Regions from separate parts of the Homo sapiens genome. Here regions 2 and 3 are each linked to region 1. Evidence: chromatin loops called from intact Hi-C (ENCODE). Cell type or tissue: HepG2. All regions are shown on one strand. Links, peaks and the distances in the headings refer to the core of each region. The heading gives the core; the rest is flanking DNA.

Region 1 (10,551 bases), core at 3,412-8,411:
AGAACTTCTGGAAACCATCATATAACCAGGAGGAACCTGAGAATAAAGTCAACATGAAAATCAGAGCCAATAGAGACTGGATTTTGGTGACAATATCTGAAATCTTAGATCAAGCTGTGCCTAAAGTTAGAGAGTTCTATCCTGAGATTTTAATTACATAAGCCAATACCTGCCCTTTTTTTCTTAAGTGAGTTCGAGGATTTTTTTTTTTTTTGCTATCAAATATAACTAAATGTGATAGAAACTTGATCATACTTGAACAGTAAGCCATTTAGAAATAACCTGTGCTCTGTAAGAGCCTGGCGTGGCTACAATGCTAATATCTGTGAAGACGTCTTATAGATGAACTGGGGGAGTAGGGAGTGTAGCTCAATGTAATCATTCTTGCTAGGCTGTTAGATTTTTACATCTCTCTCCAGATATAGATTGTATTAGTTTCTTAGGGGTACTCTAACAAAGTACCACAAATTTGGCAGCTGAAAACAATAGACATTTATATTATTTCACGTTTCTGGAGGCTAGAAGTCCAAAATCAAGGTGTCAGCAGACCAAACTCCCCCCAAAGGCTCTAGGAGAGAATGTTTCCTTGCATCTTCTGGCTTCTGATGGCTCCTAGCATTGCTTGACTTGTGGCAGCAAAGCCCTAAGCTTTGCCTCTGTCTTTACATGGACTTTCTCTCTCTCTCTGTCCCTTTTCTGTCTCTTGTAAAAACACTCCCGTTGGATTTGGGGTCCACTCTACTCCAATATGATCTCATTTCAATCCTTACCTTAATTATACCTGCAAAGACTCTATTTCCAAATAAGGTCACATTCTGAGGTTCTCGACGAACATGAATTTTGGGTGGGCACTATTCAATCCACTATATAAATTTAACACACCATTTTAGTATTGACCATAACATGTTATAAAATTTCATATCATTGAATTATTTATACATATTATTTGTTAACACGAATCAGTATCATTCTTCTAAGACAGAGCTTAGTATTATTTTTAGAATAGTTAGCTCTCAACAGATTATCTGCTGAACAGATAGTTTAATTAATTGTGAATGAATCAATACCTCTATTGCCCAAATATTTCATCCAGTACTTTACACAAGGCACAATCCATAGATTGACATTCAATAAGTCAGAAATAAAAACATTTCTAAAACAACAAAATGCAGAACAAAACAACTAATAAACCAATCAAAATTTAAAAAAGTCTTCAGTGTATTTAAATTACAGTGTATTTTAAACAATAGAAGCATTCTTTGCATGGCTGTGAAAAGGCCAAATCATAGTTCAATACCCGATGGTTATTTGATTATCACAGACCCTTCTGTATTCTGTATACCTTTATGGCAGATGAATGACTATTCCTAATGTAATACCTTTTAAAATTTAGATTTCCAAACATGGTGCTTTCTTTAAAAGTGCAGCACATCTCCACAATTGGAAAGTCAAACTGGTGAGTCTTGTTTTGCATTCTACAATTATGCCAATTTCATGTAAAGATACAACCTCTAAAACATGGCTATTAACCTAACCACCTATTAGAAAGCCTACACTTGAAAGTAGATTGCAGCTCATTAGATGAAACCCTCAATTGCTAATTATAGTTTTAAAATCAAGATAGGTAAATGGTAAGTGTATTTAGATAGTTGGGTACCAGCTGGGAATTAACGTAAAAGTAAGGCGATAGACACAGACACAGACACACACACACACACACACACACACACACACACACACACACACACACACACACAGAGTATACAGAGGAGAAAAGCAACAAGAATTAAAATAATTTAGAGGCAAGGCTGGGCGCGGTGGCTCACGCCTGTAATCCCAACACTTTGGGAAGCCAAGGCGGGCGGATCACCACATCAAGAAATCCAGACCAGCCTGGCTAACACGGTGAAACCCCGCCTCTATTAAAAAAAAAAAATTAGCCTGGCATGATGGCGGGGCGCCTGTAGTCCCAGCTACTCCGGAGGCTGAGGCAGGAAAACGGCGTGAACCCAGGAGGCGGAGCTTGCAGTGAGCCAAGATCGCGCCACTGCACTCCAGCCTGGGCAACAGAGTGAGACTATCTCAAAATAAATAAATAAATAAATAAATAAATAAAATAATAATTATAATAATAATTTAGAGGCAAACTCCTCACCTAATCCCCACATTTAACCAGCAAAGGATGTGGCCTTAGAGAAAAGTGTTTTGCATAGATTTCCTGACTCAGGATTCACTTGCCACTACACTGTCCTTATATCTTTATAAGGTATAGAAATTACAAAGACAAAATAGAACAAAAAGCAAGTTATCATAAAAATGCACTGCTGACAAGATTTTAGTAAAAGGTTTAGAAATATTAAGTAGTGTGTGTTTATGTGTGTGTGTATGAGGCAGAGAATTTTTGTGTACATATCTCATATAGGATAGTTTCAAGTTTTAATAAATGGTATTCAAATGTTTAGATACATAGTATGCACATAATAAAAATAAAAAGTTGACAGCTAAGGACTCATTAAACAAGATCTGTATAACACATTTTTTTCTTAAGTTTCTGTAGAGCAGTGCACATATTTTGATGTTAGGGTTCAAGAAATCCAATGTAATACTTTAATTCAACTCAAAATTTGGCTAAATGGGGTGGTATACAAACTGCCCTTTAGTTTTAAACAGAAACACTATGACACATAGATTTGAAAAATAGGTCCTGTGAATACCTATCTATTGTGGTGATGTGAGCAGCAAAGTGTTGTGGGATTGATTTTAATATTAAAAGTGTTACTGAAACACCAGGGGTTTGGTCTAGGTCCTGCTGCTTGCAGCACAGAAAGCCAAAGACTGATATGACAAGTACTGCCAAGGAAGAAAGTTTTAATCAGGTGCTGCAGCTGAAAAGATGGGAGATCAGTCTCAACTCCATCTTCCTGACCGCTAAAATTAGGGGGTTATATAGCAGGGAAGAAATGTAGCAATGTGTAAGAAGAAAGGAACTAGAGAGGGGCAAGGAAGCAATCAGGATGAATGAAGGGCCAGGCTTTCATTGGCTGAGATGATCTGGTGAGTTTCAGTTCTTTGATACTTTTTGAGAGGTCTAGGGATCCTTTCCTAAGGAAACAACTCGGATAAAACAAATGTAAGTTTTAGGTTTTAAGACCAGAAGGGTCAATTTCTACGGTTGGGACTACTGAGTCAATTTCAAAAGTGGCAACCACTATCTGGTTTCAGGTTCATTTACCACTTAAATATCAACTCCTAGTTACCATCTTCACTCACCCACCTACCCCAGAATGTAAGCTCCATGACAGTAGGATCCCTTGTGCTTAGAATGGAGCCTGACACAGAAGATGTGTAAAATAATATTTGTTGAATTTACTTCTCAAATCTATATCTCCTACACAGACCAATTTAAACAGCTTCAGGTCTAACTTTATCTTCTGAACATCTCCACTTGCACACTCCTCTCACACTTCAAACTGAACACACTCCAAACCAAAATGCATTATTTTCCCCCACAGCCTGTTTTCCTTGTATTCTTTAGATTGGTACCATCATCAATCACATAATAACTAAGTCCAGATGAGTCAGCTTCTTAGGTATCACCAGATACCTCTTCCTCACCATCCCTTCTGAGATAATTTAGGTAACCGTCATCTTTTAATTTAAGGGATTGCCACCTGTCTTACTACCATCTTCAAACATCTGTGAAAATATTGTTTTTCCCCTAAAACACAAATCTGTTCCTACCAGTCCTTCCTTATAATCATCCCAATTGCCTGTGGGAAAGAAACTAAATTCCTCAGCATCTACCAGGCCTTTCATTTGTGTCTACTTCTCCCATCTGATCTGCCTCCCAATCTGCAGACTTCAGTCATTCAAAATGAGTATTCTCAGAACATTTCATGTACTCTCACATCTCTGGAACCTTGTCTTTGTTGCTCTCTCTGCCTGGAAATTAATTCTTATTCCCAGTTATCCCTCCCTCCTGGCAGAGTCTTAATTCATCTTTAAAAATTCAGCTCCTTTCAAACCTCTGCCATCACCCTTCAAGACTCTTAGGGGTTCCTTCTTTCATGGACCTCCACAGACTTCCATTTGGCCTTTACCATGCTGCTGAGCACTTTGAAGCCTAAGGCTGTTTTCATTTCAGTTTCTTTAGCAAGCAACAGTACATCTCATTGTTTTTGTTGAGTAAAGGAAGGAATAAATGCTAGAGAGAGATGTCATTCCAGTTCAGTGCCCACCATTCACAGATGGAGACCTGAGGCCCAGAGAGGAGACATGATTTGAGGAAGGCTAAAAGACTGAATAGGGCCGGGTGAGGTGGCTAACGCCTGTAATCCCAGCACTTTGGGAGGCCGAGGTGGGAGGATCACTGGAGCCCAGGAGTTCAAGACCAGCCTGGGCAACATGGCAAAAACCCATTTCTACAAAAAACACAAAAATTAGCCCGGTGTGGTGGCACAGGCCTGTAATCCTGGCTACTCTGGAGGCTGAGGTGGGAGGATCTCTTGAGTCCGTGAGATCAAGGCTGCAGTGAGCCGAGATCGTGCCACCGCACTCCAGCCTGGGTGACAGGGCAAGACCCTGTCTCAAAAAAAAAAAAAAAAAAAAAAAAAAAAAAAAAAGAAGGGCCTGGGCTGCAACACAGGCCTCGGGGACAAAGCCAGTGATTTTTTTAAAAAATTATTTATTTATTTATTTTATTTTTTGCTATGAAACAAGCCACATTTACAGATATAACCGACTTGGGATTGTTACACTGATGTCTAGTCTCGGCTTTATTTCAACCCTGGGAGCTAGTAAGCATCCCTTACGTTGAAGTTCATTGTTTTTTTGTTTTGTTTTGTTTTGTTTTCAGGCTCCGGTGTTTGCTGAAGAGTCAACATCCTCCTTTTGTGACTTGGGACTACAGGATTCCTCCTCATCCCTCCGCACCTGAGAAGAGGGGCCTCTCTCTGAAAGATTTCTGCTGAGGACCCCCATTCCTGCTGGGTTCCAGGCTGCGTCTCTGGAAACCGTGGCGCCCTCAGGTCAGCCAGCTCCCGAGTGGATGTGGGGTTGGGAGCGGCTCTTAACAGACCAGGATAAAACTCAGGGAAGCGCCTTCAGCTGCACCGCAACATTCCAGGACGCTCAGAAGCAATTATTACAGGCGAGGTTCATTCACCTCTCAGGCCTGTGGGAACAACAGGACGGGCTGTGGCTTTCGAACTGGCTGTCGCTGAAAGGCCAGATCGGAGGACCTGCTCTGACTGAACCACTTCGCCTTTCAGTGAACAGAGGGACTTGGCCACCGAAGCTCCGAGACGCCCGGAGGCGCAGCGCTGGACGCGCTGACAGGCGAGCGCCCACGGGTCGCGTGCTTCCCGGCAGCCCGGGGGCGGGGCCTCAGACCACGCCCCCGCCTTATGATTGGTCCCTTCGAAACAGGCGGCGGCCAGCGGCTACTGACCCTGAGGCCCAGGCGGCGGCGGCAGCGGCGGCGGTTGGTCAGGGGCGTGTTGGCCCCGCACAGATTGAGCCGAGTTGTCGCCCCGCTGGGAGAAGTGACCCTCCTGCGCCTGGTGAGTACTTCCCTGTTTGTCTTCTCTTTTCCTGGCGAACTTTTACGCGCTGTCTCGGGGCCTCCGCGCCTCAGCCTGAGGGCTCCAGGAGCCCCCCGCTCTCTGAGGCCCCGAAGCTGAGGTTTGTTGGGTCTCCCGGCTGCGGGAGCCAGTACGCTCTGCGTTTGCCTGGCTGCGGCAGTCGCGTGCTCTGATTGGCTCCTGGGGCCGTCAAGGTGACGTTGCGCCTGCCTTCACCTGTCCACCCAAGTGCGGAGAGAGGGGCGACAGGTGTGCGGGGCGGTTGGGGCTGCTGGTGTGGGCGAGCTCAGCTGGGGAGGAGGGATCCAGCCGCTACTCGCCCTGCTTTAAATCCAGAGCGGTATCAGAGCCCGAAGGTACTGTGGGATCTTCAGGGGCACCCTCATCCCTAAGCGCCTGGCACTTAGAGGGTCTGTTTTTTTCTGTTCATCATCCTCGGAAAGAATTGATGAAGTCTCTGGCCCTGCAAAGAGAAAGAGACAGACAGTTATTCTTGCCCTCTAGCAAGGTTTATAGGCTCTTCCCTGTTTTTTCTCCCAGTCCATGCAGGGTCTAGAACGCCCACATGTGCGGAACTGGGGAATAGAGCTGGAGACCCTGCGCGATGCCTTCCGCCCACAACCCTCAGTTTGGAGGACTGCCCGGGGAGAGGCTGGCAAAAGAAAGGGAAGGCTTGTAGAGTGCCTTGGAAGTCAGAGGAAAGTTTTGGAGGGCGTGCTCCTCTATGCAGTCACCCGTGGTTCCTTTCCTAATCTTTTCACACCGAGGGATTGAATGTTGTAAATTTGAGTGCTTTGTGGCATGGCATGGTGGAATAGCTGATCCCCAGTGGTTGCAAAGAGATGATTTTAGGTCAGAGCCTGGGTTTTGCTTCGCTTGTGTGAAGAGCAAAAAACAAACAAACAAAAACAACAAGAACAACAGAACCGCTTTGTGAATTGCTATCTGATCACCTGTCTTGGCACTTAAATGATTAGAAATTGAAATTCTCACCACCTCAGATTCCCTTTGGGAACAAATTGGAACTGTTTCAAATGACAGAAGTGGAAACTCTAGTGATCTGGTGTAGATGCCGATACCTGTTGTCTGACTCATCTGTTTCAAAATCTCATTAGAAACCAACTGTCATTGAACAGTAGGTGTTTGCTATCTGACATTGAATTAGAAGTAGTAATTTTTTTTTTTTTAGCGTGACAGAGTTGCTAAGCAGGGGGGCTCTGAAATCAGACTTCATTGGATATCTGACTTTAGACACATTATTTAATCCTTCTAAGCCTAAATTTCCTAGTCTGTGAAAGAAGGTTAATAATAGTTCCTACTTTATTGAGAGGATTGTTGTAAAGATTAAATGAAATTCCACGTAACTAATTTAGCACAGTGCCTGATACATAGCTATTATTATTTCTCTGCTGTTTAACTTAGACAAAAAGTTTTGAGCTCTCCCCAAAGGATGGGGAGAGGTAGAAGGTGAAGGCAGTACCAGAGATAGGGATAATTATTGTTTATTGACTAAATTATACATGTAAAGCATTTAAAACAGTATCTGACACATCATAAACACGTGGATTACTATTTATCAAACACATCATTATATATCAGGTATTGTGTTCTTTACTTATATTATTGTTAAACCTCTTAGTAATCCTAAAATGTAGTTCATGTTATCTCTATTTTTTTTTTTTTTTTTTTTTTTGAGACAGAGTCTCGCTCTGTCGCCCATGCTGGAGTGCAGTGGCGCGATCTCGGCTCACTGCAACCTCTGCCTCCCGGGTTCAAGCGATTCTCCTGCCTCAGCCTCCCGAGTAGTTGGACTCCAGGTGTGTGCCACTACGCCCAGCTGATTTTTGTATTTTGGTAGACACGGGGTTTCACCATGTTGGCCAGGATGGTCTCGATCTCTTGACGTCGTGTTCCGCCCGACTCGGCCTCCCAAAGCTCTGGGATTACAGGCATGAGTCACCGCGCCTGGCCGTTATCTCTATTTTATAGGGGACAAAACTGAAGCTCAAAGAAGGGAAATCACTTACTAGGGTTCACCTGGAATTCAGTGCAGGCTTTTTTCTGTGTTACACACCTTTATATTCCTAACATTAAGTAACTTTCCTGCACTGGATTGTCAGTGTGACCCAGATTAATTTCTGCTGTGGGTATGGGTTTATTTTGAATACATTATGAATTTTAAAATAATGAGAAATAACTTGTGATGGTAAATCAAAATTTGTGATAAAAGAATAGTGTCAACAAAATGCATGCTATTAGTAAAAAAAACAGTGATATTTTGGAGTTTTGATGTTTGGAGAATGGCCACTTCAGAAATGATGTTCCTAATTTATATTTTGATAAATAGAAATGATGTTTGGAGAATTGGCTGTTTCAAAAGTAGTATCTCCTCATTTATATTTTCTCATTTAATTTTCATTTATTCACTATGTTTTTACTAAGCTACTCTTCCTTTTTTTTTCCTATCAATTTAAGTTTGGAGATAATAGGAAAGGTTCAGTTATTTGGATAGATTACTAAAGAGCTTGCTGTTGATGATGAGGAAAGTAAGAGATTAAACTTAATATGTATTCTTATGTTTTACTTTCTTACAGTAACGTGTGTATTTTACTTCTTATTATTGGTTTTCATACTTTGATATTAGATATACCAGTACATATCTAATGAGTCATGCAATGGACATAGAATGATATTAGATATACCTTTACAGATCTAATGAGTCATGCAATGGACATAGAATCTGAGAAAATAGGAAACTTGAGTCTGTTGGCCAATTTGTCTCACATTGAGTTTCTTGATTTTTAATTAGAGTTTAGTTGTCACAGAGAAATGCTTCAGAAGTAATGTTTATGAGATACAGACCATAATTATAACTGTATTTCTTTAATGTTTCTCCTAAAAACTCAGAAAGTGTTTTCATTTGATTACATTGTTACAGAGTAGGTAGGGTGTTTTGGTTAACAGAAAGCCACCATGTATTTCATAAGGGTGTTACAAATTTCCAAAGAACTAGAATGTAATAAAATGTAGCAGCCTACTAAATGTGATGTCATCTTTGCCTCTGTAAGCATCCTAGAGTTTATAGTATTATGACCATCAGTCATGTGCTGGATATTGCTGAAGTGGTGACTCATAGAGACTTCCGCCTACTGTCATACAACATAAACGTTTCTCTAAGAAAGTATAATATTAGCTATGGTGAAGGGCTCACTTTATATAGATAGTTAGCTGTTGAAAAAAAGTTTGATGTTCAGCATGTCTTCTTTGTTACACACACAGAGAATTTAGAAAAGCACTGTGATCCCAGTAACATTACATATACTGTTCTACAGGTTGCTTTTGTTCACTTAACAAAATAGACATATTTTCATATCAGTGCATATAGCTCTGTGTTATTCTTTGAAGTGGTTAAATGAGTCTACTGTATGAATGTCCCATTAGTTATTTGAGCAGTTCCCTGTTAATGGATAGTTAGATATTGTTCTTATATTTTTTATGTTAGTGTTTATATATGTCCCCATACATTCTTTTAATCTATCATGTGTAAAGGCAAACTGATCTTAAGTTCGTTAAAAAAATTGTATGCCACAAAATTTTTGACAAACTAAAAATTATGTCTAATATAAAATTAAGTTATTCAGGTTGGGTCTCTGCCAAACATTTCAAAAGGAAAATTTCAAATAAAAAAAGATTCTCAACAAAGTCTCTATATTTTTCAAATAACATGTAATGTTTTATTAAACTGTAAACATTTTATTTTTCTCTTAAAAATCTTTATCTGTAATAGAAGCATCTGTTGCATTTAGGAGTAATTCTAGTACTAATTTTAACTCTGATTTCATAGTGACATAGAAGAAATGAAGACTGTTAACCACCTTAAGGATCTTATTTTTAAAAGTATAGAGTGCAGCAAAATAGAAGCATATAATATTGCTATATCCCTAAATTGGGGAGATGATTCAGGGAAGACTTTGGAGGAATAGAATCTAGACAGGTAAGAGTGAGTCTGGAAAAGAGGTGTAAGAAGAGCATAGGTGGATCAGCAAGTGCGAAGACCTAGAGGTGAAAGCATGGCGCTTAGAAGGATCTTTAACAAGTTCACTAAGGCTGAAGTGTAAGAGTCAAGAGACAGGGCTGGTGAGGATCCTACAAATCTTTGTTAGCTTGGTTAAGGAGTTTGGGCTTTATCCTGAAAACACTGGGCAACCATTAAGGGTTATAAGCAGGGCAGTAGTAAAATGTCCTTGGATCAGAGTTGTGAAAAAATCATTCTGGCTGTGGTTCATGAAGAACAGGGTTGCAAGGCTGGAGAAAAGGTGACTGTTTCAGTAAACCTGGAGAAGGATGATGGTGGCTTGAACTAGAGGAGTGGCTGTAGGTATTGAGAAAATTTAGAGGTAGAAGCAACAAGATATAGTCACTGTTCTGGCTGAGGAAAGATGGGGCAGGTGGAGGTGTGAGAGAGGAGGGAATTAAGAATGTCCTGGTAACTTAGTGAATTTTAATGGTGTTCCCTGAGATGGTAAACACAGGCAGCCTCTGTAAACATATAAATGAGTGAATGGATGGATGAATGATAGATGTACAAAGGCAGGACCATTTGATGAGGAGGAGGATGATAGTAAATACATAGTACTTGCGGTAGGTTTAACCTATCAGTTTTTTTCTTCTTTTGCATGCTTTATATAGCTGGTGCTCTTTTCTTCATTATTTCAACAGATTAGGTTAGCTGCATCTTCTAATTGTATATCATATTTTGGATACATATTACTTTCTCTAGGTCAAGTGTCTTGGCAAATCTTCCTTTCTTCACGTAAGATGTGTATTGGCGGCAGCCGTGGGAGGTCCAGACACAGGTGGCCATGGAACTCGCTGGTAATAGAGGACACATCTCTTAACTGGGTTGCTCTAAGAACTGATGCCTAAACCATCTCAGCATGGCGTATAAAGGAGAAGGTGGGCATGGCCA
Region 2 (10,551 bases), core at 2,717-7,716, 78 kb after region 1:
GTAAGATGGAGTATTATTTTTCCAATTGAGGAGGTCAGCAGAGGCGGAAGGTTGATACACAAAGGCACGCCTTTCCATGTGTCCTTATTCATCTACCCCAGTACATTGCTGCTCTCTCAGGGGCACTTGTATTCCAGTCTTGGGCCATAAGCGAGCTGCCAAGGGAGGAGTTTCTCCCACGGCTTCACTTCCTCTTTTGTCTACTCTGGGTGGTCTAGGAGTGTGGCTATCTGGTGGAGGTGTAGGTGCTGTGGTCTCAGGAGTGGGGAGCCCTTCCTGTCGATAAGGGGTGGGGTACTGCTGGTACCAATTCCTGCCACGATTCTTCTGGTGTTGGGTCTGACAGGACTTTTGGTGCCGACTTCCCTTGGTGGTTGGAGAGAGAACCTTTCTTAACTAACTGTCCCTTTGCTACTAGTACTGCTGCTGCCTGTCCTCTTAACCACTGTGGGGGCAGGGGAGTGGTCCAAAACTAGCTGTAACCAAGAATCTATATACAGGAACTGATCTGGGTGCCCTGGCTTACAGGTTACCCTGTGCCATACCTTTGAGACAAGGGACCTGTCCAGGCTTCCTTCTGATAGCCAACCCACCTCTAATGCTGGCCAGTCTATCTCGCACAAAGTTCTAAGTTTTCCTGGTGTCATAGTAACTCCATAGTCTCCCTTAAATCCCTTTTTGAAATTTTTCAACATAGTTCCTAGTGGGGTGGGCTTATTTTGTGCCTGACCCATGTTCTCGAGACAAAACACCACGCTCACACCGCACGCACACCACAAAACAAAGAACGGGTAAAAAGGGCACACACACACTTTTTTAGTTTATACCAAACCAGAATCAGAACCAAAATCAGAGTATCAAGAAATTCAAGCCAGGTCAAAACCAAAACCAAAGTATCAAGCAATGCAAGTCAAGTCAAAAAAAAAAAAACCAAAGTGCCGGTATGGGCATGCAGTGGGTGGTCAGGCCACGCTTCCACTCAAATGGAGTAGGCAAGTTCCAAAGACTAGTCTTACCAAGTTTCAGATGTCTGGTCTCCAAGTGCCGGTTCCTTCCCAGTGTTCAGCCACTGCATTGATCCTCCACGGGGGCCTGCCATGCACTACTCCGGCAAGGCATTCCACCAGGGCAATTGCCTACCAGGGAGCGCTCTCAGGATCCGTGTCGCTCAAGCTGGCTGGAGTCCCCTGCAGGGATGCTCCACAGGGAAGGCCTAAGCCGCCTAAGGGGCTGCCTCAACCGTCCATTAATTGCTTCACTTCCCAGTCAGGAAACCAAGAAATGTAGCAGGACAAGCCACAGACAAAACCCCTCAGACACCAAGTTAAAGAAGGAAGGTCTTTATTCAGCCGGGAGCTTCAGCAAGACTCACGTCTCCAACAACTGAGCTCCCTGAGTGAGCAATTCCTGTCCCTTTTAAGGGCTCACAACTCTAAGGGGGTCCACATGAGAGGGTCTTGATCGATTGAGCAAGCAGGAGGTATGTGACTGGGGGCTGCATGCACCGGTAATTAGAACGGAACAGAACAGGACAGGGATCTTCACAGTGCTTTTCTTATGCAAATAACTGATTAGGTCAGGGGTCGATCTTTAACTACCAGGCCCAGGGTGTGGCACCAGGCTGTCGGCTTGTGGATTTCATTTCTGCCTTTTAGTTTTTACTTCTTTCTTTGGAGGCAGAAATTGGGCATAAGACAATATGAGGGGTGGTCTCCTCCCTTGATCTCATCTCCCTTCGTGTAGCCTGAGTTCCCAACTCTTTGCTCTGGTGCTCTGCCATGAATAGACTCTTGCCAATGTCAAAGTTTCTGCTCTGCTTTCTGTGTTTTCTTGTATCTTCACAAAAACAAAACAAAACAAAAAAAACCCTACCAATACCATTTGCCAGTCTAAGGTCTTAAGAGAGAATCTGATTGTCTTAATCACCATTGTGTCTTTTGGGGAGAGCATTTTGCTCTAGCCACTGCCTAGGTCACCAGTCAACCAATGAACTGGCTACCTTTAGATCACAGACTTTGACCAATTAGTGTGTGAATGGGTCATATGGTCTAGCGCATGGCTACCTTAGCACGAGGGTGAGAATAGCTTGGCTTACTTGTCTTAGCAGAAGCTGCAGCCTGGGCAGTTTTCCCTAAAAATCTGGGCATGATTGATTTGTGCAGTGCTCTTGGAAAACAAGTCTAGAATTTAGTTGAATTTTGTCTGAGCTACCTAGGGAGGTCATTTGTATTAAGGAACCATCAATTTCCAGCATTGACCTTTTAGGTCATTGAGACCACTGTGATGGAGATGTGTTCCCTGGACCCTCACAAGTTCAAACCTGTATTTTGGTGGCCAGAAATGTTTAAATATATGAATTTTTCTGAGGATGAGCATCTATAATGTCCTAATCAGCAAAATTGTGTTTTTTCCCTGGATTCTTGAGAATCACCTCCCTAAATGGACTCACAATGGGACTTTCCAAAGCCCTTTTCTGAATGAGAGATAAAATGTTCTAGAAGTTCACTTCTCAATTTCAAGAGGTGCTATCTCAACCCTTACACTACATTGTCAAAACAAGCTACAACAATGTAATCAGTTCCTTAATACTAGCAGTCAAACCAGTGCTTGGGAATCATGTAAATAAAACAATGGATTGGTTAACTTTTTCTGTTGGTGGTTTTAGTATTTTTTAGACATGGTCTGAGGTGCTCATGGTTTATTTTATGAGACACAATTATTCCTATCCATGAAATTCTGTCTCAACATGACTTCCAATGACTCCTTGAAACGGATTTTACCTGTCTTGACTCTGTTTTTCCCTCCTAAGAAATTTCTGTTAGATGATAGGGCACAACTGTATAAGTTAAAGATGATTTTTATTTAACCCTAAAGATGATTTTTATTTAACCCCCAAGCTTTGAAGCTGGTAGAGATGTTAAATATATTCACCACTTACCATGCCCATTTGCTTCCTAGTACAGCAGGACTTTGCTTTTCCTTGCAATTCTTCCTTGTTTAAATAATTGCAAAAAGAAGCCATTCGCAGATTTTACCCCCATATTTAGAACTTCTTTCTAAACCCTGAAGGGGTTCTGAGATTGCACTTAATTAGAACCTACTTTGTGCCAGACACTGTGCTGAGTGCTTTGCATATAGTAACTGATTTAATTTTTACCATTCTATAAGATTCTATTGTCATAATCCCCATTTTATGGATGAGGAAACTGAGACATTGAGAAACTTTTTCCATTCCTCTGCTTTTTGAGGAAGGTCTGACTCTAATAAGTCATCTCAAACAAATACTTGATAATGAGCTATTTAGCTTTCTCTAGAAGTGATGCCACTGGGCAGAAAAATATGCTGGTGATGCTGGTCACAAATGACTCAGGTGTGTTGGCCATGTCCCCAGGGTGCCTGGTTTGTGGCATGCCCATGTACACAGGGATACACACAGCACTTTGCCTCTCCCAGAGCAAGACCAACCAAATATACCCTCTCTCACGTCTTCAATTTGTCTCTTTTCCCAGCTTTTCCTTAGTACTAAAAACATGCTGAAGACTTCAATTGCTTTCTTTCTTCTTTTTCTCCCTGCTCCCTCACGCCCAAGTTACTGCCATGTATTGGTCAGGCTGGACTAGGCTTTGTTGCAGAAACAATAAACCATCTTTGTGCCTTGGGCAATAAAGGTTATGTCTGGCTCATGCTAGGTGTCCATCAGGGTCACCTGGGGCTCTGCTCATCGTAGTTGCTCAGAGACCCAGGCTGATGGAATCTTTGTCCTGACAAATGCTTTGGCAATTGATTACCATGGCAGGGAGAAGGGGGAATGGGAACAGTCAACCCCTTCTCTTTGAAACTCCTTTCTTGCTCCTCCCGCCATAGTTTTTCCGATTCTTCTATGATTCTGTGATCCCTCACTCCTGTTTTCTGACTTTTCTTCCTCCTCTGCCCTTTCCATGTATCTGTTTCCTAAGAACTATCTCTTAGCCCTCTTCTCTCCTAATAGATATCCTCTCTTGGCATTTCTTCCAAACTGTGGTTTCCAGTACCATTTCTGTGTGAATAATTTCCAGATCTTTATTTTCAGCTCTATTTCCCTGAGCCCCAATTCCATTGTCAACAGCCATCAGTCTTCAAATCTATCTAAAAAGGAATTTCCATCTCTACCAAATTTACATTTCCTCCTGGCTCTCCTATTTCTGTTAACTCCTCTCCTCTCCCAACATTGAAACTCAAACTATTTTAGAATGTGTCTCAAATCCATCCCCTTCTCTGTTACTGACCACGTTCATGGCCTCACCTCTCTCCTGGAAGACAATAGCTTCCTAATAGCCCTCTGACCACACTTTCAACTTTTCTAAATGGTTCAAGGCTGCACACTGTACAACTCTAGGAAGCACCATTCACAATGTATTCTAGGGGAATGGCGCCCCCTGGAGTTGTGCAGTGGAGTAGCTCTGCAGACCCCACCCAACTGACCTTACATAGCTCAAGTTGAATCCTGACACTCCACTGCTCAAAAACTTCCTTGGTTCCCCATTCCAACCTGAATGAAGGCCACATGCCTTGGCTCTGTCCCCTACAGGTTACGATGGAAGTCACCCTCCCTCTTCTGAAATTCCACATCTCTCCTATACCAAGTAGCACTTTCTATCCTGCATTTTACTGATTTAAGAATACTCTTACCTCCTCGATGTGTGAAAATTTACTTACTTGAGGTGTTAAATTAATAAAGATTCATTTGTTGCAAATGATAGGAAAACCCAAGACGAATGGCTTACGTTTAAAAAGATAATGCATTGGCTCACATCAATGAGCCTTGCAGAGAGTACATCCTACTGCTTGAGGCATGGCTGGATGTGGACTTACCCCAGATCCTCAGGATTCTCTCCCTTTCTTTCCATTTGAGGAAGCTGAAACCACAAAAGGCCTGTCTGGGGCAGCTGGAGCCAAGGATGCCACAGTAATGAGAGCAGAAGGAACACGCTGTCACTTTTCCCTTTTCCTCTCCTCCAGCGGCTCACTGGTGCCTTCCACTGGCTGACCCTGCAGTCTGGGACATGCAGCTGCACGGCTCAGAGCAGAGCAGATCAGGGGAACGAAAGGAGTGGGTATGAGGGCAAACAAGCAACCACCAGCATAAATACCTTTCTCAAAGTCCCACAACAGTAAGTGGTGGAGCCTGGCCTTGAACCCATAGCTGGGGCTTTGAATCCTGCCCCTCCACGCAGCAAGGAGGCATAAAAGTGCATTTCAGTCTGAGGCATCTGAGTGAGCCAAGGCCAGCTGGGAAAGTCTGGAAGGTGTATGGAAGTAGCAGAGAATTTATTTGGGCCGCAGTGTTAAGGTGCTTACAGAAGAACAGTGGCAAATAGGAGTACATGTTGCATAAAGCCTAGAGGACTGGGCTGGAGTTTGGTTTTTGTTCAGGATGCAAAAGGAAAGTTACCAAAAGAAAAGGAAAAGTTAAGGTAAGTTATAGCTATAAAAATGTCAGAAACAGGAAAAAAAAAACTTGGACTCACCTCAAATAAAATCAAGATACAAAATGAAATAATTCTAAAGAGCAAAAATTACAATACCATAAAGAGTTGATTTGTTTCCTAATTTTTGTATGGTTGCCATCCTGGATACTGATAACAGAAATCAGGAATGAACATTCCTTTATTCCTTCAAGTGAAAACCTACTATGAGCTGGGGACTGTGCTGGAGTTTTAGAGGATGGCAACATGAACCATTTGTTGGGCTTTTCTAATATTTCTCTTGTCTTTTGAAGTGCAGGTGAGCGCCCCATGTCATGACCTTTTGTCTGAAAAGAGATCTGAGGCGTACAGAAAGTACGTTGAAAGGTTGTTCACTTTGTACTCTTTGTGTGGTTTTAAATCTCAAGGTTATATGCTCTGGTTGGCTTTGTCTGAAGTTAAATGGCCTGACTTGCAAATAATATTGATGGAATGTGCACAAAAAAAGAAGTGACCACAAAGACAGAAAATGTCTCTGGGTGAGGGCAGTAAACTGGGAGATTTTTGCATGTTTCTTGGGGTAAGACTGACTAGTTATTAAGCCCCTTGATGCTTCTATTTTTAAAATCACAAACTGATAATACTTGCCATGTAATCACAAGTATATCATTCACATCTTCTACAATACAGATGTAGAATGCCTGATTTGGAATCATACAGTAGGCATATCAAAAAGGAACACTATATATTATATAAACTGGACATCTGCAGATGGCTAACTTCATCATTTTGAATCAACAAGCAGCGAGTTCACATACATGTATCCCTAGGTAGTTGAAAAATTTAGTCCAACCTCCCCCATAACCTAAAACTTATGTAACCAATTTATTTATTTATTTATTAAACATTTGTTTAGCACCTGCTATCTTCCATAAATTCAACAAAGATTTATTAATTGCCTATATGTGTTCAGCTATGTCTAATGGTGAACAAAATAAAAATGGGTTGACCCCTCATGGAGCTTACACTCTAATGGAAGTGGCATCTACACCTGTGGTTTGGTGCAGATTGTGCTGTGAAAAACCTCATTCTTTAGCAGGGACGACAGACTTATAGTCAGCACAGCTGCAAACACAATGTGATGAGTGCATGAAAGTGTGCTTTGGGAATGAGCGGTGATCTCTCTGAGTGCCCAGGCAAGGCTTTTCCAAGAAGCGAATGCAATAGCTGGACCTCAAAAGAAGAGAAGGAGCTTCTGGACATTTGAAGAAATACATTTTAAGTTGAAGGAGTGACAGGATGCTGAGACATGGAAATGGGAAACAGCATTCACAGTTTAGAATGTGGGGCTTTGAAGGTGTGGGAACAGTGGTCAAACCAAGTCATGTGTAGCCTTGTGGGCCACGTGATGGAGTTTGGGTTTAGTGGGAGGCATATGGAGGTGGTTGATGAATGTGAAACAGAGGAATGACATGAATGGGTGTGCCCTTTAAGAAACCATCTACAAGCACTAAAACTCCAGGAACTACGATCAACGTAAGTTGGCCATTCTCTGGGTGGGGGTGGGTGGGGGTGTGTGTATGAGAGAGGAGTCTAGGAGGCTCTCACACTTCTGTCTGTTTGCAGCAGCCTCTATTTGACCTCCAGACTCCAGACTTTTCATACTAAACACGTTATGCAGGCCACAACCAGGTCTATCTTCTTTGAACATATCTTTTGCCATGTAGCATCTTCACTCCAAAATTTTGAGTGTTTTTTTTGGTTTTTTTGTTTTTTCCGAGATGGAGTCTCGCTCTGTCATCCAGGCTGGAGTGCAATGGCACCATCTCGGCTTACTGCAACCTCCCCATCCCTGGTTCAAGCTATTCTCCTGCCTCAGCCTCCTGAGTAGCTGGGACTACAGGTGCCCGCCACCACACCCAGCTAATTTTTGTATTTTTAGTAGAGACAGGGTTTCACCGTGTTACCCAGGATGGTCTTGATCTCCTGTCCTCGTGATCCACCCTCCTCAGCCTCTCAAAGTGCTGGGATTACAGGCGTGAGCCATTGCACCTGGCCAATTTTGAGTGTTTCTTACACCACAAATGTGAATTTTTGAACTTCCTTTGAAAGATCTTCATTGAGTTTTAAAATCCCCTACTCATCTGAACACTCCTGTTCTCACTGTTAAACAAACATTCTGTCCTCTTTCATCTCAGTGCCCTTGCTATCTTCTTGCTAGGTATCCTAAGTGCACCAACCTCCAAGACTAGTTTAAACCTCATCGCCTTCATGCGGCCTTCTGACCACTTCATGCCTACCTGCTCCACTGTACCCTCATCTATTGTAGCTTGGAGCTAAGTGCATAATACTAGACTATAATAAGCTTCTCCAGGCAAAGAATTTTTGTCTATTTTGTCCTCTACTATATTCACACACTAAGAATAGTGCTTGGAAGATAAGTAGGTATTTGACAAACATTTGTTGAATAAATGAATGAATGAATGAATGAATGACTATGAAGTCCTTTATAAAAATTTAACAAAGAAAACACTATCAAGAATAAAACACTTAGTAAATCTGATCATGCATTGAGTCAACAAGCATGTACTGAGTGAATGCTATGTGACAAGCATTGTGATAGCTTCCGGGTATTCAAAAAAATAATTAGATTTGGAGTTCATCCTCAAAAAGTTCACAGTGAGAACAAAATCATTGTCCTACAGAATCAAATTCTGGTGAATATTTACATTTTCACACACATTAAAAATCAGTAGGGAACAATATAACCAGTACATTTTTGTTAAAAAGAAAACAAGAATTTTATGTCCTTTAGATTTCAACATTTTAAAAGTCTGATAATACCAAAACTTGATGAAGATGGGTAGCAACAGCAACCTTCAAACATGGCTAGTGGGAAGGAAAATTAGATGCTTTCTAATTTTGGAGTGCTTTCTCAGTTATTTAGTAAAGGTGAAGATGTGTGTATAAGACAATCCAGCAATTTCAGTCCTACATAGAGAAACTCTCAGATGTGTGCACATGGAGACATGTACAATCATGCTAATTACAGCACTGTTTAAAATGAACAGCTAGAAAACAACCGAAATGTCCCATCAATAGCAAAAGGGATAAGTAAATTATGATTGTATCCAGAAATGGAATCTTCTGAAAGTGAAAATAAATAAACTCGAGCTATAATTATTCACATAACTCAATCTCATAAATATATTGAATGAAAAACAAGTTGTAGAATGATAATTCAGCAAGATCCTATTTCTGCAAAGTGTAAACATAGAAAATAATACAATATGTTATTTGTGGCTTGATATATATGTAATAAAAGTAAAAAATATGCCTGATAGGGTGACTAACCATCCCGGTTTGCCTAGGACTTTCCCTGTTTTAGCTCAGAAAGTCCTGTATCTCGGGAAACTCCTCAGTCCCAGACAAACCAGGACAGTTGGTCACCTTACCTGAAAAAGATAAACACTAAGCCTAGAATGGTGGTTACTTCTTGAGGAAGTGAAGGAAATGGGATTGGACAAGGTTATACTGGGTATAATTCAGCTGAATTTGTAATGTTCTATTTCTTAAGCTGGATTATGAGTATGTGAGTGAGACAATTCAATGCATTCCGATTGGGAGCACAGATCCGATAGAGTAAAAATAAATTAGAAAAAAAAGTGTATCTCAAAGCAGTTATTTATCCATGAACTTAACAGGTTATGGAGAAAGGGCGATCATTTCATCTTTGACCATAACCTTAAAACTGCCAAGAGCAAGAGCCACCTCATCTGAGATGTTTCTTTGAGTATTTCTCCCTCCACTCTCACCACCATCCCCTCCCAGTCCTTTCACCTGTACAACGATTGCAGAGCTTCTGGAAATACACACACATACACACAGACACACACACGCACTAGGCACTCAGAGCCAACATTCATACAGTAGTTTCCTGAACTACTTGTAAATGTCTCTTGTCTCTCTTAGCCGAGTTCCCTGAGGGCAGGGTCTGCTTGACACTACCTTCACATTCTGCTGGCAGGAAGGGGAGTGCTCCAGAGCCAGGGCCCTGAAAGTACTTTACATCATGATTTTACCACTCACTAACTCTGCGATCTTGGGAAAATAACCACACCTCAATGTCCTCAACTATAACATGAGGATAGCACTCCTTATAAGGCAGATATGAGGACCAAGTAAGAAAATGCTTCTAAAACATTGAGTGTGATGCTTGGGAAATATGCTGAGCCTAATATGGTTGATAGGTAAAATTTTTTAAAATTAAAAACTAATTCTAAAGTATAGGAACAAAATATATTGCATACATATTTCAATACCATGCAAATTATTTTAAACTGTGATATAGGATTAAAATAAATCTAGTAAGGAAAGACAGGAGGAATGAGCTTCACATTCTTACCCAACCATCTGTAGAAATATTAAAATTAGAACATTTTTATGACAGAGAATTGTCATGTTCGTTGAACTGAATTGTGAAAAAAAATGGTCAGGTTCTGTTTAATGTAACTATTCCTATGAGACTAATTAAAGTCTGAAGCTCTGTTTCTTTTTTTGGAAGCCATGTCTGCTTAAAATGAGCTCTAATTGTCCCTATTTACACACTGACTGCAGAGTGCCCATCCTGCAGCAGACAACTCTGTAATTAGCTCCATTCAAGAACAAAGCAGTGACCATCTTTCAGCTGCTTTCTGGCTTTTGAGCTTAGGAAGCAAAGAAGAGTTTTTCTGGCTCTCTTGCAAAATGGAATTTAAATCTGCCACAAGCAATCAGTTGCAAGAATGATAATTGCACAGTTTGTTACAATTGATTTATACAGGCCCCAGGAAAGAATGAAGATCTCCTGACTAAAATTGTCAAATGAATAATTAATGATATGTGAAATTTTCCTTCCTTGGGATTTTATTGGCTGCATCTAGAATAAACTGGTAATGCTGACCTATTACTCATGCAGTGTATAAACCAGCTGATATTTTGGGACTGTCTGTCAATCGCTCTCATAGATATCATCCTCTTGAATAGTCACCATGATCTGCTTCATATTCAACATTCTGCACTTCTCAGATGAAGAACTTTCAATGAAAAAAATTAATTGAATTACAAC
Region 3 (10,551 bases), core at 2,570-7,569, 95 kb after region 1:
GAGTAGCTAGGATTATAGGCATGTGCCACCATGCCCAGCTTATTATTATTATTATTTTTTTGAGATGGAGTCTCGTTTCCTCACCCAGGCTGGAGTGCAGTGTTGCGATCTTGGGTCACTGCAACCTCCACCTCCCAGGTTCAAGCGATTCTCCTGCCTCAGCCTCCCGAGTAGCTGGGATTACAGGCGCACACCACCGCATCTGGCTAATTTTTGTATTTTTAGTATTTTTGTATTTTTCACCATGTTGGCCAGGCTGGTCTTGAACTCCTGACCTCAGGTTATCTGCCCGCCTCAGCCTCCCAAAGTGCTGGGATTACAGGCGTGAGCCACCGCGCCCAGCTGCCCAGCTAATTTTTGTATATATATATTTTTTTCAGTAGAGACAGGATTTCACCATGTTGGCCAGGTGGGTCTCGAACTCCTGGCCTCAAGTGATCTGCCTGCCTCAGCCTCCCAAAGTGCTGGGATTATAAGAGTGAGCCTCCATGCCCAGCCTTGAATGTCTTTTCTTGATTTCCAATGCCACTGGTAGGGTTAAGAACTTGTCTTTCCTAGTACCTCTCCCCTTCTTCAACTCTGGGTAGTCTCTGTGTAGTAAAATATACATATTTAACTAAGAAATAAAACATGCTATTTTGTTGTTCTTTTTATTCTCATTTCCTTGACGACTACTGTGGCTGACAAGTTCTATTCATGTCCTTTGCTCATTTTTATTCCTACCCGTCTTAGTGGTCCTTTTGCTAATTGGCATACTCGTTATTACATAAGGGTAAAATATATTAATCCTTGCCTTTGCCCTTGTTGAGTATATATTTCCCAGTCTATCTTGTGTGTGTATGTGTGTGTGTGTGTGTGTTTTGTTTGTTTATTTTGAGACAGAGTCTCGCTCTGTCACCTAGGCTCAACTGTAGTGCCATCACAGCTCATTGCAGCCTCAACCTCCTGGGTTTATGTGATCCTCCTACCTCAGCCTCCTGACTAACTAACTGGGAGTACAGGGCATCATGTCCCACTGACTTTTGTATTTTTTGTAGAGACGGGGTTTCTCCATGTTGTCCAGGCTAGTCTTGAACTCCTGAGCTCAAGCGACCCTTCCACCTCGGCCTCCGAAAGTGCTGGGATTACAGGCGTGAGCCACCATGCCTGACCTATCTTTTGTTTGGTTATGTATTTTTATATGAAGGTGTTTTAAATTGTGTGCAGTGAAATCTCTTAACTCTTACGACTTCTTCAGTTACTCCCAAGTTTGAAAAGTTACACTGCCCCTAGAAATTTGACAAATATTTATTTTATTTTCTCTTGTTCTTTTAGGGTTTGATTTTTAAATATAAAGTCTTCATCCACTTGAAATGCATTGGGATGAATGTGTGACATAATGACTTTTCTGCCAAATATCTAACCAAGTATTCTAACACCATTGATTGAATTATTCTTCTCTTCCACATTATTTCGTGGTGCCTTTTTGAAAAAATAGACATGAAATTATTATATATAATCCAGTCTATATCTCTTATAGACCCTACTGTGATCTCTGTTCTTGGAAGACTATTTCAGTTATTGCTTTGGAATTTTCTACAATGTGGAACTCTTCACCATCATTTGTCCACCCTACCAAGAACACATATACTGACTTTTTAAAGTTAATTACTATTCATCTTTGTTCATGTAAACTTTAAAACATTTTCCTTTTCTTTTTTCCCCCATTGGAATTTCATTTGGGAGCCATTAATCCATAAGTGAGTTTGTGAAGAACTGACATCTTAAGACGTTTCTTAAGTTTTCCAGTCTGGCATACCCTCCCATTAATCAAAGATTGATTAATGGAACTCAATTTTAACTCTCTCAGTAAAGTTTTGGGTTTTCTTTATAGAGGTCACGCACATTTCTTGTAAAAAATTACTCCCAGGTACTTTGCTACTTTATCTTTTTCTTGCTGCTGCAGCTGGAATCTCCTTCTCATTATATTTCCTAATTGCTTCTCAGTGGTATGTAGAAATGCTACTGATTTGCACAAAATGCATTTAGCTCTTATTCAGCCTTTTAATTTAAATTTTTATTTTTTTTACTACGTGTCCTATCTTTTGTCAAGGAGAAGCATTCATGAGAAGAATGTTTCTGTATCATTTACAAAATTCATCGTTGCCATGTTACTATGCCCTTCAATGAAAGATAAACACAGATTTCTTTAATGATGCAGAGTTATATCAGTGTCCTCTGTATCCCTGGTCCTTGAAGCCCTGTTTTCCTTTCCACCTCAAGGCCGGCCCTGCAGTTCCAGCTGCTGCCCACAGCTGTCACTCAGGAATGCTCTTTCCTGACCCCAACTGCTGCTCCTTGCTTGTGTCCTTAGTGGTGCAGTTCCTGCCTTTGGCCCTGGGCTTGGCCAACCCATTCTGAGAGCCATTCATGGCCTATGGAGTTTTGGCCTCTTGGTCTCTTGGTCTTCATGAAGCCACTCTCTGGTTCTGGTGTCACCAGATGCTGCTACTGAGAGACTCCTTGGCTCCAATTGTCCTGCTCTCCTGGGTGTCCTTCTAGCCAGAATAAACTCTGGCTGTCCTTTGGAGGTGAGGGTCTAGAAGCAAGAGCTCATTTTGTTTCATTTTGTTTCCCCCTGAAATTTAAAGCTAAAATTGTGACTATTTAGCTTACCTCATGTTCACCCCTCTTTTATGGTTTTTCATCTTAATCTTTTTTCATTGCCTTGTTTTATTTATTTATTTATTTATTTATTTGAGACAGAGTCTCACCCAGGCTGGAGTGCAGTGGCAAGATCTCGGCTCACTGCAACCTCCACCTCCCCGGTTCAGGCGATTAACCTCTGCCTCCCGGGTTCAAGCAATTCTTCTGCCTCAGCCTCCCGAGTAGCTGGGACTAAACACGAGCGCCACCACGCCCGGCTAATTTTTGTGTTTTTAGTAGAGACAGGGCTTCACCATATTGGCCAGGCTGGTCTCGAACTCTTGACCTTGTGATCCACCCACCTTGGCCTCCCAAAGTGCTGGATTACAGGCGTGAGCCACCACGCCCGGCCCTATTGCCTTGATTTATATATGATTGAGTATCATAAACCACCTCAAATCTTTTCTTAAAATAGGCAAGATATAAGTCGTAAGTCATACCATACGCAGATGGTACTGTTAAATAAATCATACCATAAACACTATCTGGATTAACAAGATTTAAAAAAGAATAAAACAGTAGGGAAAGGACACCTACAAGTGGTACCGTATGACCAATTTTCCATTCAGAAAACAGGCTAGAATAACTTTTGGTGTTTATACACGTATGTATATATGTGTATATATGTATGTATGTATATATAGTGGTGTGTGTACAGGTTGGTATTCAAAACACATTTGGCTGGGCTTAGTGGCTCATGCCTGTAATCCCAGCACTTTGGGAGGCCAGGGCCGGCAGATCACTTGAGGTCAGGAGTTTTAGACCAGCCTGGCCAACATGATGAAACCCCGTCTCTACTAAAGATACAAAAAATTAGCCAGGCATGGTGGTGCACGCCTGTAGTCCCAGGTACTCAGGAGGCTGAGGCACGAGAATCCTTTGAACCTGGGAGGCGGATGTTGCAGTGAGATCATGCCATTGCACTCCAGCCTGGGTGACAGAGCAAGACTGCATCTCAAACAAAAACAAAAATAAAACATACCTTCATGCACAGGTGATATTAAAATATTTTAAAACAATATGGTAATTGAAATTAATCTATGAGTCGGGTGTGATGTATTGAAATTAAAATTAATCTATGGCCACCATTTTGGGAGGCTGAGGGCAGAGCAGATCACCTGAGGTCAGGAGTTCAATACCACTCTGGCCAACATGGTGAAACCCCATCTCTACTAGAAAAAAATACAAAAATTAGCCAGGTGTGGTGGTGTGCGCCTGTAGTCCCAGCTACTCGCTACTCAGGAGGCTGAAGCAGGAGAATTGCTTGAACCCAGGAGGTGGAGGTTGCAGTTAGTCGAGATCATGCTGCTGCACTCCAGCCTGGGCGACAGAGTGAGACTCCATCTCAAACAAACAAAAAAACAAAAAAACAGAAAAAGAAAAAATTCTATAAAAAAGTATAAATAAAAATTTAAAATACATTCCCTTTTATTCTGTAATAAAACTGCTTTAAATGATGTAAGTTGGAGTGCAAATAATGTATCCAATAATTTTAATAGTCTCTCAACTGTTTGTTGACTTTTAAAAATTAGTAGTGTGATCTTTCTTCTGACCTTGCTGCACTGACAAAGTGATGTTCCCCTCTCAGCCATGATTTGATACAGGCAACTGCATCAAACTCTTCCAAGCACTTCCTCATTGAACTAGTGGTCATTAGGTTTCCATAGCCAGGGACTTTGTTGCAGGCAGAGTGGCAGAGCCCGCCGCCTGCTATCGCAGCAGGTGCTGGATGCCAGTGCTTCCCACGTGGACTAGACCCAGAGTGTTTCACCTCGACCCCTGCCCACGACCTGCAACCCTTCTTGGAAAGCAGGAAACAAGAGGGTGGGTCTCCTTGTTGTCGGAATACTCCTGGGCAAGCTCCTGGATCTGATTGAGGAAAGGGGTGCTACCACCTGCAGATTCCTGGCATCACTACCAATAGGACCCAGAACAAATCCCCAGCCTTCAGCGGATAACTGCCACCAGGTGGCGCCAGCAGCAGTGGACCTGGACAGTTTGGACTCCTGCAACCCTGGCTGTTAAATCCTCAGTCACGTAACTAGCCTGGCACTAAATGACCTCACATTTACACGATTGAATTTTTTGGACTTTACTTTCTGCGTTATGGGTGGGGGAGTTAAATTTTAGATTGTTATGAGGCTGTACCTTAATTTTTTCTTTTCTCGTCAATGTTGTATTTAGAAAAATTTGAAATCTAGAGAAGTGTTACAAGAATAGTACAGTGTTATAATGAACACCCATATACCTTTCACCTGGATTCATCAATTCTTAATATTTTGCTATAGTTTCTATTTTTTCTCTCCTTATATCTGTGTGTATATATCTTTTTCTGAGCCATTTGAAAATTAGTTGCATAATCGACTCTTCATCCGCCAATACTGCAGCATGTGCCCCTTAATAACAAGGACATTCTTCCATATAACCACAGTCTCACTCAGGAAATGTGACATTAATGAAATATCATTATCTAACCTAGAGATACTAAGATTGAAAAATTGTCACAATAATGCCATTTTAATATACAGTTTTAAATCCAGGATCTAATAAAAAAGATCACAGACTGTATTTAGTTGTCATGATTCTTGAGTCTCCTTAATCTGGTGTGGTTCCTCAGCGTTATTTTCTTTTTTTCCTTTTATGAAATGACCATTTTTGGAGTGTCCAGGCCAGTTTTATTCTAGAAAGAAAACTGCTAGCCACTCACTTTAAAATTAATTCTAACACACACACAAACCTGGTTGGGGCTTCCTGGTGTGTTCTTCTGATCCCATTTTAACAAGTATATCCCACACACGAGAGATTGTAAAACAAAAAGAAATTAATCCCATGAAAACTGGCAGACCCAAGTTCATAAGGGACTCCATCTAAGTTAAGTCCCAATTAGTTCTATTAAATTGCTTCTAATAGGCATCTGGGTTTTGTCCAGTAACCTTCCTTTCACAGAGACACTGCTTCGCTCTTCATGTGATCTCAGTGGGCTGTCAGTCACGGGACTCAACTCCCCACTGTGGTGACTGGTTTAAGGATAGATGCAATGTGACCTGAATGGAGCCAGCATCTCCCCTGAGAGATTACACATGGATTCTGAAAAAGAAAGGCTCTCTCTTCCTCTGGGATCATGAGATAAATGATAATGTTGGCTGGAACTATTTGTGTTCAGCTTCCCGATTGTATAAGGGGAAGCTCTGCTGCAGAAGAGAATAAAGTTTACGACACACACAGAATGAAGCTGTGGCAAACTGAGATAAAAAGATCAATGAGGAGAGATGGAGTTAGTGCATGTGACATGGTTAGATCCATGGATCTAGCCATGCCTGAAGTTAGTTAGATGGTGCATACGTTGAGCTGGGTTTCTGTCTCTTGCAACTGAGTCTTGACCAATGGTGCTAATGATTTAAGGACTTGGTCAGAATCCCTTAGGGATATTTTTCTTTGCCACTGTGGAAGCCTAGATAAGTTACCAGGGTTCTTTGGCTATAGGTAAGGATCACAGTACTCACTTCAGAGGTACCTGTTGTGTAGATTAAGGAGATAACTAAGTAACCACTTCACAGTGCCTGGAGCATGCTAGGGAATCCATGAATGTTAGAAACCGGTACAAAAATCTGCCAGGCTTCTGCCATTTGCTTTGCGCCTTTGAATTTTCCCTCAGTCTCCCCAGATGAAAACCAGACTTTACTGAGAATAGTGCTTTGTCAGATAGTAATCATCACTCACTGTCAGCATCTTGGTTATAGTCATTCCATTTGTCCTATAAACAACATGAACAGATCATTAATATGCCTGGAGGATCTTCAGCATTTGACTAGTTATTATTTCTCCAAGTGAGAGAGAAGCCACTGGTGAGGCTAAGCAGCATTTAACTGCACTGGCACTTTTGGCAGCAGGCATTCCCAACTCAAGCTGAAGTGCAAGCAGGGGGAGGAGGTGGCAGGGAACAACACTGGGGTTGGTATGTTGAGTTTTTGCTACCCACTTGCACTCATTTTGGCCTCCTTTGTCCTCTTTCTGCAACTATTTCCAGAAGGAAATTTGTTCTGTCAGAACCCACAATATCCTTATGTTTGCCGCTGTCAAAGGGGCTAGTGGCAAATACTCTTTTGGAAAAGCAAAATTCCCAGAAAAGAGATAATGAGGTTTATGTTTGCACCTTCACAACTCAAGCATTTAACAGAGATTCCAGAATTGCAGAGTCTCACAATTGCTGCATTTTTCTTGGCTCCTGCTCTAAGGACCTCAGCAACATTAAGAAGTAGCCACCCCAGGTGGGAGCTGACATATATCCTGACTTGCTCAGGCCCAGGAGATCAGTGGAGGTGACACACAGTTGCTGGCTGGAGCAGGCTATCCCACGGCTGGGTTTTCAGCTGGCCTGGACTTTCTGCCAACTCCTTGGTGGGGTTGGAATGGGAGTGAGGGTGCAGCTGTGACCTTTCATGCCTGAAAAATCTGCCTCAAGTCGGGAGAAAGTGCTGGGCTTGCTTTGTGGAGGTCAATCATCCTAGATGTTTTGGAGTTGAGGGCTGGAAGCAGGTGATTTCACTGTACTGCAATTCCAAGGGTCTTAGTTGCAGAGTAATCTCTTCCCCTGCTAGGATTCACTTGCATAGGGCAGGGACTGGTGGGTGGGCCTAGCAGCAGTCTCTTTGCTTAAAGAGCTATTAGATTCTCCTGGAAGAGTTCATCCTAAGGACAGAGATCAAGGCACACAATTCAGTCCAACAACAATGTCCAGGCAGGAGGAGTGGTTTGCGTATAGTGCAGCCCAGCTCCCAGGCACTCTCATCCGAAGCCTAGAGGAGGCGCTACGAGTAAAAACTAACAGCTGCTCTCACACATCTCACATCTGTGAGTATCTGAACACAAGTCAGCTTTCCTTTGGGCTACACTTGGTGTGGGGCGGGGGCTAAAAGGCACAGAAAGAAACTTTCCTCCCTCCTAACAGAGCAGCTGCAGGGTGGGACTCTAGAGGGTGCAGTAGGGAGGTGGCCGCAGTGGTGGGCCACAGGGAGGGCCCTGGGTGCAGCTCTGGTGGGACCCATAGCCTCCATGGGAGCCAGTGCCCTCTGGTGGACACCAGCGGGAGTACTGTGCTGGTGCAGCTTGGTGAGCCTGAGACCTCCCCAAAGACCTCCATGGTGGCTATCAGATGATAGCATAGGAGCTTGAACTGGTGAGCCCATGAGCTCCCCAACCCTGATTTTCCAGAAATAATTGGGAGAAATGTTAAGATGGACTCATGACCATATAGTAATGAAGGGATGGTGGGAGAGATGTAAAGGAAATATGTCTTCCTACTGTCAATGTAAGCCCATTGTCTCTGTTTTACTCCCAAGAAGTGTGCCCTGGGGTAGAGGGAGAAAGGGGGCATAGGTGCCATCTGTAATTTCAAGTCCACTTATTCAGATGATAAATGGCTTGTGCCACAGAAGAGGGGAAATGAGAAATGACACAGGGCTGTTTCACTTAATTGACAGAGAAGGAGAATTTGGAGGAAGCCTGGTTTAACGCCATGGTGCCCTCAACCAGCATCCAGGAATCATAAAGGGACTTTGAAGGTCAACTCTTAGCTATACTTCAATTCCCACTGAGGACCAAGAATCTAGAGTTAACTTTAGAAATGTCTTGGGATTTGTAAGCAAAGATTCTGGTTTGAGCTGAAATATTAACAAGAGGAATGACCACACCTAAATTCACAAAATGTTTCAAGGTATTCATCTGCTCACTTGTATCAATAGCAGGTCAATTCCATGATTGGCAACAAAGTGAAGTAAATAGGAAGCAATAATACCCAGGTAGCTCCAATGCAGGCTTTTTAGAAATACCACGTGCAGAAATATTGATTATACTTATTGTCCGTGTTAAATGTATTCTACTCTAGTAAGACTAATTTGTACACAGAAATGTAAATCTCTAATGTGATTGCTGAAGCCATAAGATTTGGGGTTTTTTTCTGATTTGATTCTGGGGTGGCACACTACAAAAGACACTCACTTTGTAATCAACCTGGTTTGTTCTGCTTTTCACTAGCTTGTGTGGCTTTAGGAGATCATACCTCTCAGCTTCAGTTCTCTTACAGGTAAGATGTGGCTAATAACATCTTGCTGAGTTCCTGTTACTGTGTGCAAGAAAAAAGCATCCCTAAGTTTTAGTATCGGTTAATACAGTACAATATTTGTCATGACCTGATTTCAACAAAGTCTGTATAAGCAAAAATAGCTCGAATAATTACACATTGCAAATTAAGCTGACCACTGAAACTATAATGGCAGGTGCTGGCAATTAGAGCCTCAGGTTGGGTCAGCACTGTTTGCTCCCACTTTTCTATTGGGGATACAACTTTTAGGGGTGCTGAATATAAAGCTCAGCAACTCAAATCTGAATTACAGCAATTAGAGTTTTAAATTGTTTGAACTTTGATCTATCTACCAAGGTGAGATGATATCATATCCTGGAGAAATAAAACCCAAATACTTGGATTAAGCACAAAGCAATATAGGGCTGTGATGATGCTTTATCGAGCATTTCAGAAAAACCAAAACCTGAAGAGGAAATGCGCGTTAAGTTCTAGTTACCCTGAGTTTCTACCTTTGCTTACCCTTTAAGTCATTCTCAATGACTGTACTTCATGCGTCAGGCCCACAAAACATAGAGCCACCCCTGGCTAGGATAGGCAGTGTACCATGAGGGTGCAGAGATAAGACACTAGGTCAGGCTAGGATGTGAAACTTAAAAATGAGACTTGATGGATGATAAGGAGGTTAGCTCCATAAATAAAGAGAGAGCAGTATAATATTCCAGGAAAAAGGAACAGTCTGTGTCAATGAGTGAATAGATGATAGATAGATAGATAGATAGATAGACAGATAGATAGATAGATTGATAGATAAATACTCTTTGCCTAGAAATAAATGTATCTCCTAAATCTGGCTAGAGTTTATGCTAGTTAATGAATAATACTGACCCTTCTCCCACTAGAAATAGCACAGTGGCTAAGGGCAGCATTGTACTGTGGATTGGTTAGATCCTGGTGTGTATCCTAGCTCTTCTGGTTAGTAGTTACCTAGGTGATCTAAAACTAGTTTTCTTCCTGTACCTTTTTAGTCCTTAGGTATTTCAGTTAAATAAAAATGAGGACATTAATATTTAACTCATAGGGTTGTTGCAAGAATTAAACGAAAATTTGTAAAGCTCTTAGCACATTCTTGGCATGTAAGTAAGTCCATGTAGATTTAACCATCATCCATCATCATCAGCAGGCGATTTCTATCCAAAAAAAAGCAGTGACTGAATGTTACAGCCACTTGAACAACATTTAACAAACACCAAGGTGAGCTAGGTAAACTCAAAAGCTGAGGGCACAGGGGCATCATCTGAAGATCTTTATTGGTCCAAACACATGCCTCAGCCTGTGAGACCAGGGACTGGTTGGGATTGTTGGCTTCTGAAGTGGCACAGAGAATTGGGCTTTATCCAGGCAATACAAAGAAGCAGAATGGTTCATCTAGAAGGAAGTTCAAGGGGTTGCTGTCCTTGGTAAGAGCCGACACTGCGGACTGTAATGTTTCCCCTACAGAGAGAGTGGTGGCATGCCCACAAGAGACAAGTTAGAATGCTGTCTCTAGGTTGGGCGCAGTGGCTTACGTCTGTAATTCCAGCACTTTGGGAGGCTGAGGCAGGTGGATCATTTGAGGTCAGGAGTTCGAGACCAGCCTGGCCAATATAGTGAAACCCCATCTCTACTAAAAATAAAAATAAAAAAATTAGCCAGGCGTGGTGGTATACACCTGTAATCCCAGCTACTTGGGAGGCTGAGGCAGGAGAATTGCTTGAACCCAGGAGGTGGAGGTGGCAGTGAGCCGA

Evidence for each region. Hi-C counts contacts between places; a loop is a spot of excess contacts. Peaks named below come from ENCODE experiments on the same cell type or tissue, not always from the same donor. Only the 100,000 strongest peaks of a DNase experiment are listed, where the experiment ranks them.
Region 2: a loop joins it to region 1, with 5 times the contacts of the local background. A loop is called at or near these places in 5 of 110 quality-filtered maps.
Region 3: a loop joins it to region 1, with 4 times the contacts of the local background. A loop is called at or near these places in 5 of 110 quality-filtered maps.

What each region holds. Positions count from the first base shown.
Region 1 is chr12:100,568,225-100,578,775 of GRCh38, forward strand. GAS2L3 (growth arrest specific 2 like 3) reads left to right here and starts at 5,460. Exons shown (of 10, transcript NM_174942.3): 1 at 5,460-5,561. It also overlaps the pseudogene PIGAP1. RefSeq lists a silencer at 5,305-5,434 and an enhancer at 5,465-5,754. In HepG2, for the core only: no CTCF peak of the experiment used is centred there; a DNase peak (open chromatin) is centred at 5,417; H3K4me3 peaks cover 2,344 bases; H3K27me3 peaks cover 412 bases.
Region 2 is chr12:100,646,907-100,657,457 of GRCh38, forward strand. No RefSeq gene overlaps it. Among named protein-coding and RNA genes, the nearest start is that of GAS2L3, 78 kb to the left of the region's middle. In HepG2, for the core only: CTCF peaks have their summits at 4,399 (motif pointing left) and 5,012 (motif pointing left); a DNase peak (open chromatin) is centred at 5,835.
Region 3 is chr12:100,664,464-100,675,014 of GRCh38, forward strand. No RefSeq gene overlaps it. Among named protein-coding and RNA genes, the nearest start is that of GAS2L3, 96 kb to the left of the region's middle. In HepG2, for the core only: CTCF peaks have their summits at 4,656 (motif pointing right) and 7,449; a DNase peak (open chromatin) is centred at 4,678; H3K27me3 peaks cover 379 bases.